2 separate regions of the Mus musculus genome follow, and region 2 is linked to region 1. Evidence: chromatin loops called from intact Hi-C (ENCODE). Cell type or tissue: left cerebral cortex. All regions are shown on one strand.

Evidence for each region. Hi-C counts contacts between places; a loop is a spot of excess contacts. Peaks named below come from ENCODE experiments on the same cell type or tissue, not always from the same donor. Only the 100,000 strongest peaks of a DNase experiment are listed, where the experiment ranks them.
Region 2: it touches region 1 in a loop (2.5-fold over the local background); 3 of 42 quality-filtered maps call a loop at or near these places.

Annotation. Positions count from the first base shown.
Region 1 is chr19:44,146,230-44,151,229 of GRCm38, forward strand. It overlaps Bloc1s2 (biogenesis of lysosomal organelles complex-1, subunit 2), which reads right to left and starts at 217. Exons shown (of 5, transcript NM_028607.1): 1 at 130-217. The coding sequence starts at 187. Pkd2l1 (polycystic kidney disease 2-like 1) reads right to left here. Exons shown (of 15, transcript NM_181422.3): 12 at 4,183-4,300; 13 at 3,300-3,418; 14 at 2,924-3,047; 15 at 1,408-2,319. The coding sequence ends at 2,278. In left cerebral cortex, a CTCF peak has its summit at 2,326 (motif pointing left); a DNase peak (open chromatin) is centred at 215; H3K4me3 peaks cover 611 bases; H3K27ac peaks cover 600 bases.
Region 2 is chr19:44,299,333-44,304,332 of GRCm38, forward strand. Scd2 (stearoyl-Coenzyme A desaturase 2) reads left to right here. Exons shown (of 6, transcript NM_009128.2): 4 at 277-482; 5 at 1,880-2,112; 6 at 3,669-5,000. The coding sequence ends at 3,868. Mir5114 (microRNA 5114) reads left to right here and starts at 3,839; the gene lies at 3,839-3,899. In left cerebral cortex, a CTCF peak has its summit at 3,088 (motif pointing right); DNase peaks (open chromatin) are centred at 64, 1,143, 1,974, 2,667 and 3 more places; H3K4me3 peaks cover 1,249 bases; H3K27ac peaks cover 4,046 bases.

The DNA of each region.
Region 1 (5,000 bases):
GTTCCCATGCTCAGGAGCTAGGCTTTCGTCTCAGTGCCCTGACTGCGGTAGACAGGTCCACCGGCTCCTGCATCCGGACCTAGCCTCCCCACCATCAGCCGCCGCATCTCCATCCACACAGGGTAGTACCTCGAGGTGGCTGCTCCTCCCGTCGCGTCGCCGGGACGCCCTCCGCAGCCGCCGCCATGCCCGACCCAAGGCTGCTTCCGGTTCTAAGGGCATCTGCGCGTGCGCCCCGCGGGTGCCCCGCCCCGCCGCTTGCTCACAGCTTCCTTGCTTTGATCGGCTTGCCCAAGTCACACCTCAAATAAGGACCTTTTATCAAAGTCCAAGCATGAAGCTGAAACTGAAGCTAAGGCTATTGCGAATTAGCCCGTTACTGAGATCACAGTACCTGGTTGGCAATGCGTTCGTCCCTGCAGCCACACTCTAGAACGGTCACTTGTGCCAGCCACGGCCTGTCTTGGGTTGTGGACCCATCATAACATGTCAGCTAAAGTTATTGGAGAGAGGTGGCCTCCTCCCCAGACACCAGCACCCTGACATGTTTTGTTCATCAAAGAATTGTTCAGGGATTCGCTTTTACAGGGTGTCTCCCACAAGATTTCGGCCTTGAATCTTCTTTTTTTTTTTTTTTGGTTTTTCGAGACAGGATTTTTCTGTGTAGCCCTGGCTGTCTTGGAACTCACTTTGTAGACCAGGCTGGCCTCAAACTCAGAAATCAGGGATTAAAGGCATGTGCCACCACCGCCCGGCTTTGGCCTTGATTCTTGATGGAATCTCCCTTACCTTTCCCATAGGCCTTGGACTAGTATCAACTCTCTGACTCACATCTCTTGAAGTGCAAGCTAGCCCCTAATGTTTAGTTGAAAGGACCTCTCTTGAAGGAAACTTCCGACGTCACTGACACATAGGTTATCTTGATTATACTTAGTTGTTGCACGCGTCTAGCGGGTTTACGGAATGCTTGGGGGAGGGGGGTGGTGAGAACAGGTGGGGGTGACAGGGATGAATAGAAGGCTCAGTGTGAGGGAATGAGAGTCACTGGAGAGGGGGAAAGAGGTGTGTAAGGGTTTTCAGGATGCAGGCTCCTGAGCATCCAAAATCTTAAGTGTAGAGTTTTTGACTAAGTTTAACTTAGTCTTGGTTATCCTCTAATCTCCTCTCTGAAGACTGATTCTCCCTAGACTGATTCTCCTTCTCTCCACTCCTTTCTATAGGATAATCAAAGTACCCGCCGTTTCAAACATTCCTATGAACCAAGGCTTCTTATTTCAAGATTGCTGGGAGAAGCAACCTCCCTGAGATTGACATGGCCCCCAGTACATTCCAGAGAGTGTACAACAATGTCTTACACTCTTATCCTTCTCTCTTCTCTCAATAGCCCCAGAAGGAAATGCAAAGACGTGGTTTTCTAAAGAATTTTATTGCTAATCACCTTGGAACCTCACATTGTCCTATGACGAAGAGAGCCAGAGACCACCACATATTAGTCCAAAAGATCAATGAATCCTGATAGCCTTTCTGGCTTGATTCCTTCAGGTTTTGTTTGATTCCAGGTTTGAAGTCCCCTCAGTTCCAGCTAGTCGCTGGAACATAAGAACCAGAAGGCAGGCTCCTCCAGAATTCACTGACTTCACCTTTGGAGGGGGTCACTCTTAACTCCTCTGTTGGAATCTCACCACACAAAAATCTTCTTTCCACTACAGCTTCCTTTTCTCTTTTACAGGGAAACCCCATGAGGAAAGAAAGGGAAGGCCTCCTACACACAACCATGCCTGCCAGTGGCAGATATCGTGATGCACACAAAGGGTAAGAGTTACTGGAACGTAGGAAGACATCCATCGCCCACTCTTTGGACTTCTACCTGTTAACTAATCGTGGTTGTCTGAGGTCTTCCGGAGAGTCATTCCCATCTGCTCCTTTTTCTTGTTTGTTGTTGATGTCAATCAACTCTGGCAGAAGTAAGTGCCCAGGAAGAGAGGGGCCTGGTAGGAAATGCTACTTCACAGAGCTGTGCAACTCCATAAAGAAACACCAAGGGACAAGTCTAAGCATGCTGCCCAGCTACACACAAAAACATCGGCTGAAAAGGCCAGATACAGGGGGAACTTCATAGCAGCCATCATGAAACATGCTGCCCTAGAAAGGATGAGGATGGAGATGGAGATGAGGCTTGTGGGGGAGGCATAGAGAGAAGAATTTGCTGTCTGTTGCTTTAGGACCCCTTTTCCATCCTCCTGTCCACCCTGAACTCCCAGGGAGCTGGAGTGACACCTAGGACGGATTATACAGGTTCTCCCAAACAGCTGGTTCCCCCTGTTGGAAGAAAAAGGAATAGCTCATTTGAAGGAGAGTTTATTTTTCTCTGCAACTTATTAACAAAGAACCTAGATTGCTATAGACTGATGTTTGGGTCTCCCCAAAGTTTTTTGCTGACATCCAAATCCCCAATGTGACAGTACTAGGAAGTGAGGCCTTTGGGGGGGTGAGATCGGGAGTGTGGAGTCCTTATAAGGGGAATTAGTGTCCCTCTTTCCTCCCACCACATGAGAACACTTAAGTTGAATAGTCCATGAAGCAAGAAGTTGACTTTCACTAGATCCTAAATCTGCTAGTCACTTGATCTTGGGCCTCCCAGTCTCCCAAACTGAAAAATATACTTCGGTAGTTTATAAGCAGTCTATTCTTTCATAGTTTCATAGTTGGTTATAACAACTCAAAGACCCTCCTAAAAGGTCAAGGTAATCTATAGGCTGACAGCAACTTCTGGACCTGTCCTCCACCCACCTCCACAGAGAAGTGACCACTGTGAGTATTACTTCCCTCGTCTTTCTAGAATGCCCCTCACTCCTAACTGTCTAGAAAATAAGATGGATTCCAGCAGTAAAGAACTCAGCGGACCCAACTGGAGGGCACTCACCATTCCTGGGGAGGGAGCCAGCTCCCCTTTCCTCTCCAGCATCTTCAGCTTTGAGCCTACAGCATCAATCTGGGACACAACTCCTTCCAGAACACACTGCAGCTGCAGAACTCTCCTTGTGAGCCTGAGTAGGATTTGAGAGAGACCAAGGAAGCTGAAATGGTGTCTGGGTGTGCACAGGAGTATTGTATTAGAGACAGTACTGTGGTGTTTGTCTAGATGGGAGGGAGGAAGGCAAGGCTCAAGCTTACAGGGAGGAGGGAGGGTCGCAGGGGACCAGAAACTCCCACTGGACCAGCAAAGGGAATTGGGAATTGTGGAGAGAGTCTCAAAAGATGCCACAGCCAGCCATCCCTAGGCCCTGGCCTCCACATACATGTCGAATTCTTCTCCAGAAACCCAGCTTTGTCCTCTGGCAGCCTCCGCGCCCAATTCGCCTGGGGGGCTGTGTCCAACAGACCGGCCTAGGTTCTCAATCTCAGCATTGAGGGTCACCTGCTCAGGAAATCGGATGTTAGCGGGAAGATGCTGAGTCTGGACAGTCACCTTCTTTTGATCCAGCCTCTACTGTGAATTACAATCCCAGTCTTAGCCTTCTGGTCTCTGTTCGTCCTCCCTATGTCTAGTGATACTGCCCTTGAATTTTCTGACCTCCACTTAATAAGGATGGAGCAGGCACAGTAGTCAATTTCGAAATTCCAAGAAAACAATTTCTCATGGAGGATCATCAAGGATTATTTTTTAAAGACTTATTTATTTTATTATATGTGAGTACACTGTAGCTGTCTTAAGACACTCCAGAAGAGGGCGTCAGATCTTGTTACAGATGGTTGCGAGCCACCATGTGGTTGCTGGGATTTGAACTCAGGACCTTCGGAAGAGCAGTCGGTGCTCTTAACCACTGAGCCATCTCACCAGCCCTCATCAAGGATTACAATCTTGCAAAAGCAATGGTTCTGAACGTTGGCTGTATGCTGGAATCATCTAGGAAATTTTAGAACGTTCTAATGTTATAATTAGCCCTACCACGCAGGGCATTCTGATGTGATTGATCTAGGACATGGGGACAGAGAGTGGGGGTGTCTAAAGGCTCTCCTGGATATTTAATGCGTAGCAGTTTGAGAACCATTATTCTAGAGAGTTCTTTCTCACTCATTTGTGGGAGGACATTCAGCTTGGATTTGGCTTAGATGTGGTGGGGAGGGAGGACAAGTAAGGGATGTGTATATACTTCTTGCCCACCAAACGGTCCTGCTCACCCTCTCCTCTTCCAGTCCCTGCCGCATCTGTTCCTGCTCCTCCTCATCCAGTATGTGGTCCCCATCCTGATCAAACCTGGTGAAGGCAGCGGTGATCTCGTGCTCCTCGTGCCCCAGTCTAAGAAGAACAAGGGGTTGAAGCAACTGTAACCACTCAAACCACTCCCAGCCCCTTCACCAGACTCTTGTCTTGATCTCTGAGTATTGCTCTCTAAAAAAAGAAGACCATATAGAAAAGCCAGGATCTTTGGGGTCTTCTGATTCTACCTGCAACAAGTTCTTTCGTTTCTCCTTCAAGTTCTGACTCTTACTGGCTATGTTAGAACTTCAGGATCTTATACAGAGATTATTCCATTTCTTTGCCCCTGAATAACCAGATGCCACCACCACAGCTCCAGGTTTCCTTTTCACTCCCTGCTCCTGAAATTCATCCTCCATAAAGAGAATAATCAATATTTTGAATTAATGAGACCTGAGAAGGGTGGAAGATGTCTATGATTCTTAGGTATTTGAGGAGCTGAGGGTAGAGGAAGAATCAAATCAAGTTCAAGGTGAACCTCGGTACTAAAGTGAGACCCGGCTCAAAACTAATAAAAGTACACATCTAAGATTCCCTGCTTTGGGCTGGTGAGATGGCTCAGCAGGTAAGAGCACCCGACTGCTCTTTCAAAGGTCCAGAGTTCAAATCCCAGCAACCACATGGTGGCTCACAACCATCCGTTACGAGATCTGACTCCCTCTTCTGGAGTGTCTGAAGACAACTACAGTATACTTACATATAATAAATAATAAATCTTTAAAAAAAAAAGATTCCCTGC
Region 2 (5,000 bases), 150 kb after region 1:
ACTTACCCACGCTTGCTTTCGTATAACCTCAGGAGGTGACCGTGCTGTTCCTCTGCTCTGGGACTTTAAATTGCTTTTTCTATATGTGCCCCTAAGGCAAGGATGAAGCACAGGATAGCCCCTCACCTTCCACCCTGTGCGTATTCTTGAGCCAGAGTCCTGAGGATTTTGTGAGTTGGGCTGAGAGTCCCAGGCCCTTGCAGACATCTAGGTCCTTGCAGGCTCCTTGGAGGGCCTCTCTTCTCAATACTGGGTTCCTCTTTCCTGTGCTTCCAGAATGACGTGTATGAATGGGCCCGAGATCACCGCGCCCACCACAAGTTCTCAGAAACACACGCCGACCCTCACAATTCCCGCCGTGGCTTCTTTTTCTCTCACGTGGGTTGGCTGCTTGTGCGCAAACACCCGGCTGTCAAAGAGAAGGGCGGAAAACTGGACATGTCTGACCTGAAAGCCGAGAAGCTGGTGATGTTCCAGAGGAGGTGAGTAGGGTGTGGGGGTTGAAGCTGAGGCTGTGCCCCCCCCCCCCCGGGAATGTACAGTTTACACTGTCTGCATTTTTTATTAGGAATTATAAAGTAAAAGCCATGACTTACTGTGTCCACATGTTCAGATCATTTTTAAAACGTATTTTTAACATCCTGTAGGGCACAGAGAGAAACCTATTTTCCTCCGTGCGTGTTATCTTATAATAGGCACCAGTTAACTGCAAAAAAAAACCCAAAAACCTTGCTCATTGTCCTAAGCGGTGCAGGACGGCCCTGAGTGCAATCGAGAGCTTATCTTGCAGGACTAAGTGGCCTCCTATAAGGGGGTGATAAGTCAAGGAGCCTGAGAGTCACCATGCAAGTCAGGATCTGTCTAGACTGGACAGCTGCAAAGAGCAGGGGGCAGGCTTAGGAGAAAGTGGCATTGAAGCCACAGCACACAGAGACATGGAGGGTTCCAGGTTCCAGGGAGAGGCCTTGCCGGCAGTGAGCTGAAGGGTGGGTGTTCAGGGGTGCAGCCTCTGCTTGAAATCCCAGGTGTGAGAGAGAAAAAGAGCGATGATGAAGACGTATCGCCAACTCCCTTCCTACAGACTCCTCCACACAGACTTAAGTAGTTAAGTTAGCAGCCGAATCACTAAAGGCTTCTCCAGCAGCGTGAGGCAGGAGTGTTGCCCACTCTTGGGAAGGGCACAAGTTAGGTGGTAGGAAAGACTTAAGCAGAGAAACAAGGAGTTACAAGCAGGGGACTTCCTAGGGTGTGAGAGGAAAATGGTGGCTATTGAAGGACGCGGCGAGTCAGTTCCCTTGGAAGGATCTGTGGTCTTGTGTACCCGAGGGATAGTGCTGTTGTCTGTGTCAGAGGCTTACAGTTTGGGGGTTGGGGAACAGATCTAGGAACACTGGTAGCAGGAAGTGGAGGCATGCCACCACATGCTAAGTGACGATTCTGGTGGTCATGAGAGGAAACAAAGGCAGGGGCTGGAAAGATGATGGCCCCGCTGTGAAGAGCACTGACTGCTCTTCCAGAGGTTCTGAGTTCAATTCCCAGCAACCACCCGATGGCTCACAATCATCTGTAATGGGGTCTGATAGCAACAGTATACTCACATATAAAATAATGTGAGAGAGAGAGAGAGAGAGAGACAGACAGACAGACAGACAGACAAAGGCAGCCCAGAAAGCAATAGGGATAACAGGGTCATCTACTGCATCCATCTCCCCCCATCTAAACAGAGAGCTAACAGCACTTGCTCTCAAATCTTCTACCACAGGTTTTGGGCTGGTTCCTTCTGGTCTTTACTCATGGGACAGGGGAGAAATCAGCCCTGCCTGCAAGGAGTGTGAGAGTTCTCTCTCCATGAAGCCTAAAATATGTCATCTCATTGTAGGTACTACAAGCCCGGCCTCCTGCTGATGTGCTTCGTCCTGCCCACGCTGGTGCCCTGGTACTGCTGGGGCGAGACTTTTGTAAACAGCCTGTGCGTTAGCACCTTCTTGCGATACGCCGTGGTGCTCAACGCCACCTGGCTGGTGAACAGTGCCGCCCACCTCTACGGATATCGCCCCTACGACAAGAACATTAGCTCTCGGGAGAACATCTTGGTTTCCATGGGAGCTGTGGGTAAGTCCCCACAGCAGGACCACATCTGGTGACTGGCTTCTTAGAGATTCTTGGCCGGGAGCCAGAGGAATGATGATGATGCGATTTTTGATATTTCCCACTGTGAGACTTGGGGGGGGGGGATGGGGGATGGTAATTTATTAGGGAATTCTTTTGAGAGGCCATAACTTCTTTGGAAAGGGTGAAAATGTGCCTGTGATGGGACCTTTTGAGTTAGTTCTTCCGTTTCCTGATTACCTCTGACAGCTCAGGGCAGGGATCATTAATAGAAAAGCAGAGTCGTCTCCATGAGTGTAAGCTTCATGTGTTGATTTAGCCATGCTGTATAAAAGCTAGAGTTACAATTCATTTCAAGTATGTTCCTGGATAGCATTTTTATCTCTAGAGTGCTTGGGCGTGGCTTATCCATTAGTGACACCTGTAGGTGCACGTTGGCACATGTTCCTCGTCACCCTGCCACCCTCTGCCCACCTATCCTCTGTTTTTCTGATTTCTCCTGTTTTGTGCTGGAGCTCCCCTTCGCACAGGGTTGATCTGGGAGTCCTACCAGATCAGTTGATCGTAATTGTTGGGTCCAAGCTATAAATCCAATCCCAGTTGTCAGGATGCATGCACGCATGCCTCTGCCACCTGTGCCGCCCACATTTTCCTGTTCTTTCAAGTTAGTTTTCCCTATGCAGACCTGTGGTTTCTTTTTCTTACTGATAAGAGCTGTTGGTCAGCCAACGACACTGTTCAGATTGGTGCTTGTATATCTTGGTACAACACTCAATTTAGCCAGTTTGGATGGAGCTAGATATATCTATATATCTATACACACACACACACACACACACACATCTATATATTTTGATGGATATATATATATATATATATACACACACACACATATATATATATATATATATAATTATATATTTAACTTATAAGTACACTGTAACTGTCTTCAGACACACCAGTAGAGGGCATCAGATCCCATTGTGAGCCACCATGTGGTTGCTGGGAATTGAACTCAGGACCTCTGGAACAGCAGTCAGTGCTCTTAACCACTGAGCCATCTCTCCAGCTCCAACTTTGGATATTATTAAAAGTATTTTTCCTGGGTTGTCATGAAGGGTCAGCAGGTAAAAGCACTTACCTGCCAAACCTGAGCAGCCTGAGTTTGATCCCTGAGACCCACCTCGTGGAAGGAGAAAACCGACTCCTGCACGCTGTGGCACTCATTGTGCGTATGCAGAAACTCATACAAATACTAAAAGTACATTTAAAAACTGCTCATGTTCTCTTTATGTTTGAAATAAATTACCTAAACTCTGCAGCACTGAGATCCTCTTAGAGATGGAGTCACTTAGACAAGATGTGTAGGTCCCAGAGTATAAATGGAACTGCAATGCCTTTGGTGGTGTCTGTCTGTTCCGAGTAAATGAAACTGGGTTTAGCCATTCACTCACCTGCAGCCCTGATTCCCCTAAGTCTGAGGAGCCCACTGGGTAAGAGGCGTGGGCAGAGGAGGAAGCACTGAGCCCCCTCTCTGTTCTCCTTGCTTCTATTTGCAGGCGAGGGCTTCCACAACTACCACCACGCCTTCCCCTACGACTACTCTGCCAGTGAGTACCGCTGGCACATCAACTTCACCACGTTCTTCATCGATTGCATGGCTCTCCTGGGCCTGGCTTACGACCGGAAGAGAGTGTCCAGGGCTGCTGTCTTGGCCAGGATTAAGAGAACTGGAGACGGAAGCTGCAAGAGCGGCTGAGTGTGGGGTCTTGCAGTTCCTGTTCCAGAAGCCAGCTTGGCAGAGGCTTACTGTTCTGTTAATTAACTACTGAGTATTGCCACCCAGATGCTAAAATGATGACTGACGTTAACCCATTCTGGTACAGTATTGTAAAACGGACAAAAATCGGAAGTCGACAGCTCTTCCTTCTATGCTAAGCTCATCTTCCCTTCTAGTTTCTTTTCCCGTTGTCTTTTTCTTTGCTTTGTCCCTGATGACCTCGTTTCTCATTGCTTCTCCCAAGCCAGCCGCCGCTCAGCTATAGGTCAGTGTTCACCTTCCAGAGTACACCAACTTCTCAAGGGTCTACAGTAAAGGTTCGTGCCCCACCCCCAACTCTTCTTAAGCTGCTCTGAGTTAGAAATACAAGAAAAATCTTGAGAGATTTCTCCTGTTATTTTTAGCCCAGGCTTTGCCAGATGGAATGAAAAAGAAAATAGTTTTTATTTGGCAGGGAGCCTATAAAAGAGGTAAATCTTAAGGGGCCAAGTTCAACACGCAGGCTATGATTCATCAAAGCCGTGGGAGAGGGGGATCTCTTATGAACAGGCTCAGCTCCGTCTGGCAGAGCTACCGCAGCCTTTCAACATAGCGCGCCTCCTCTCCTAATTCTTAGTAGGTGGCAACTGAGGAACTTCGTGACACTAAAATACAGTAACACATCAGTATCTCAGTGTAGTTTAGGCTGAAGATTTAAAAAATATATATATATATATATACTAGTAAAGTGAAAAACAATTTGTAGGAAAAGTGGTCTTTAATAAGGATTTTCTTTTCCTTTAATGACAAGGACCCGGGGCCAGGTGTGGTGGCTTGCATCTTAAATTGCAGGACTGGAGAGGCAGAGGCAGGTGGATCTCTGAGTTCAAAGCCAGCCAGGGCTAGATAGTGAGACCTTGTCTCAAATTAAAAAAAACAACAGTTAGCAGGACATGCAGAGCAAGGGACCCTCGAGTGAGGCATGTTTGGAATCCGTAGGGCAGTCGCTCATGGTTTCGAGCGTCCCGTGAGCTGCACCCCCAGGGTCTTTTTAATTCCTGTTCTTCCATCTTTAAGATGATGGTCGTGCCCACAAATTGAGGATAGCTGTGGCGTTTCCATACATCTAACA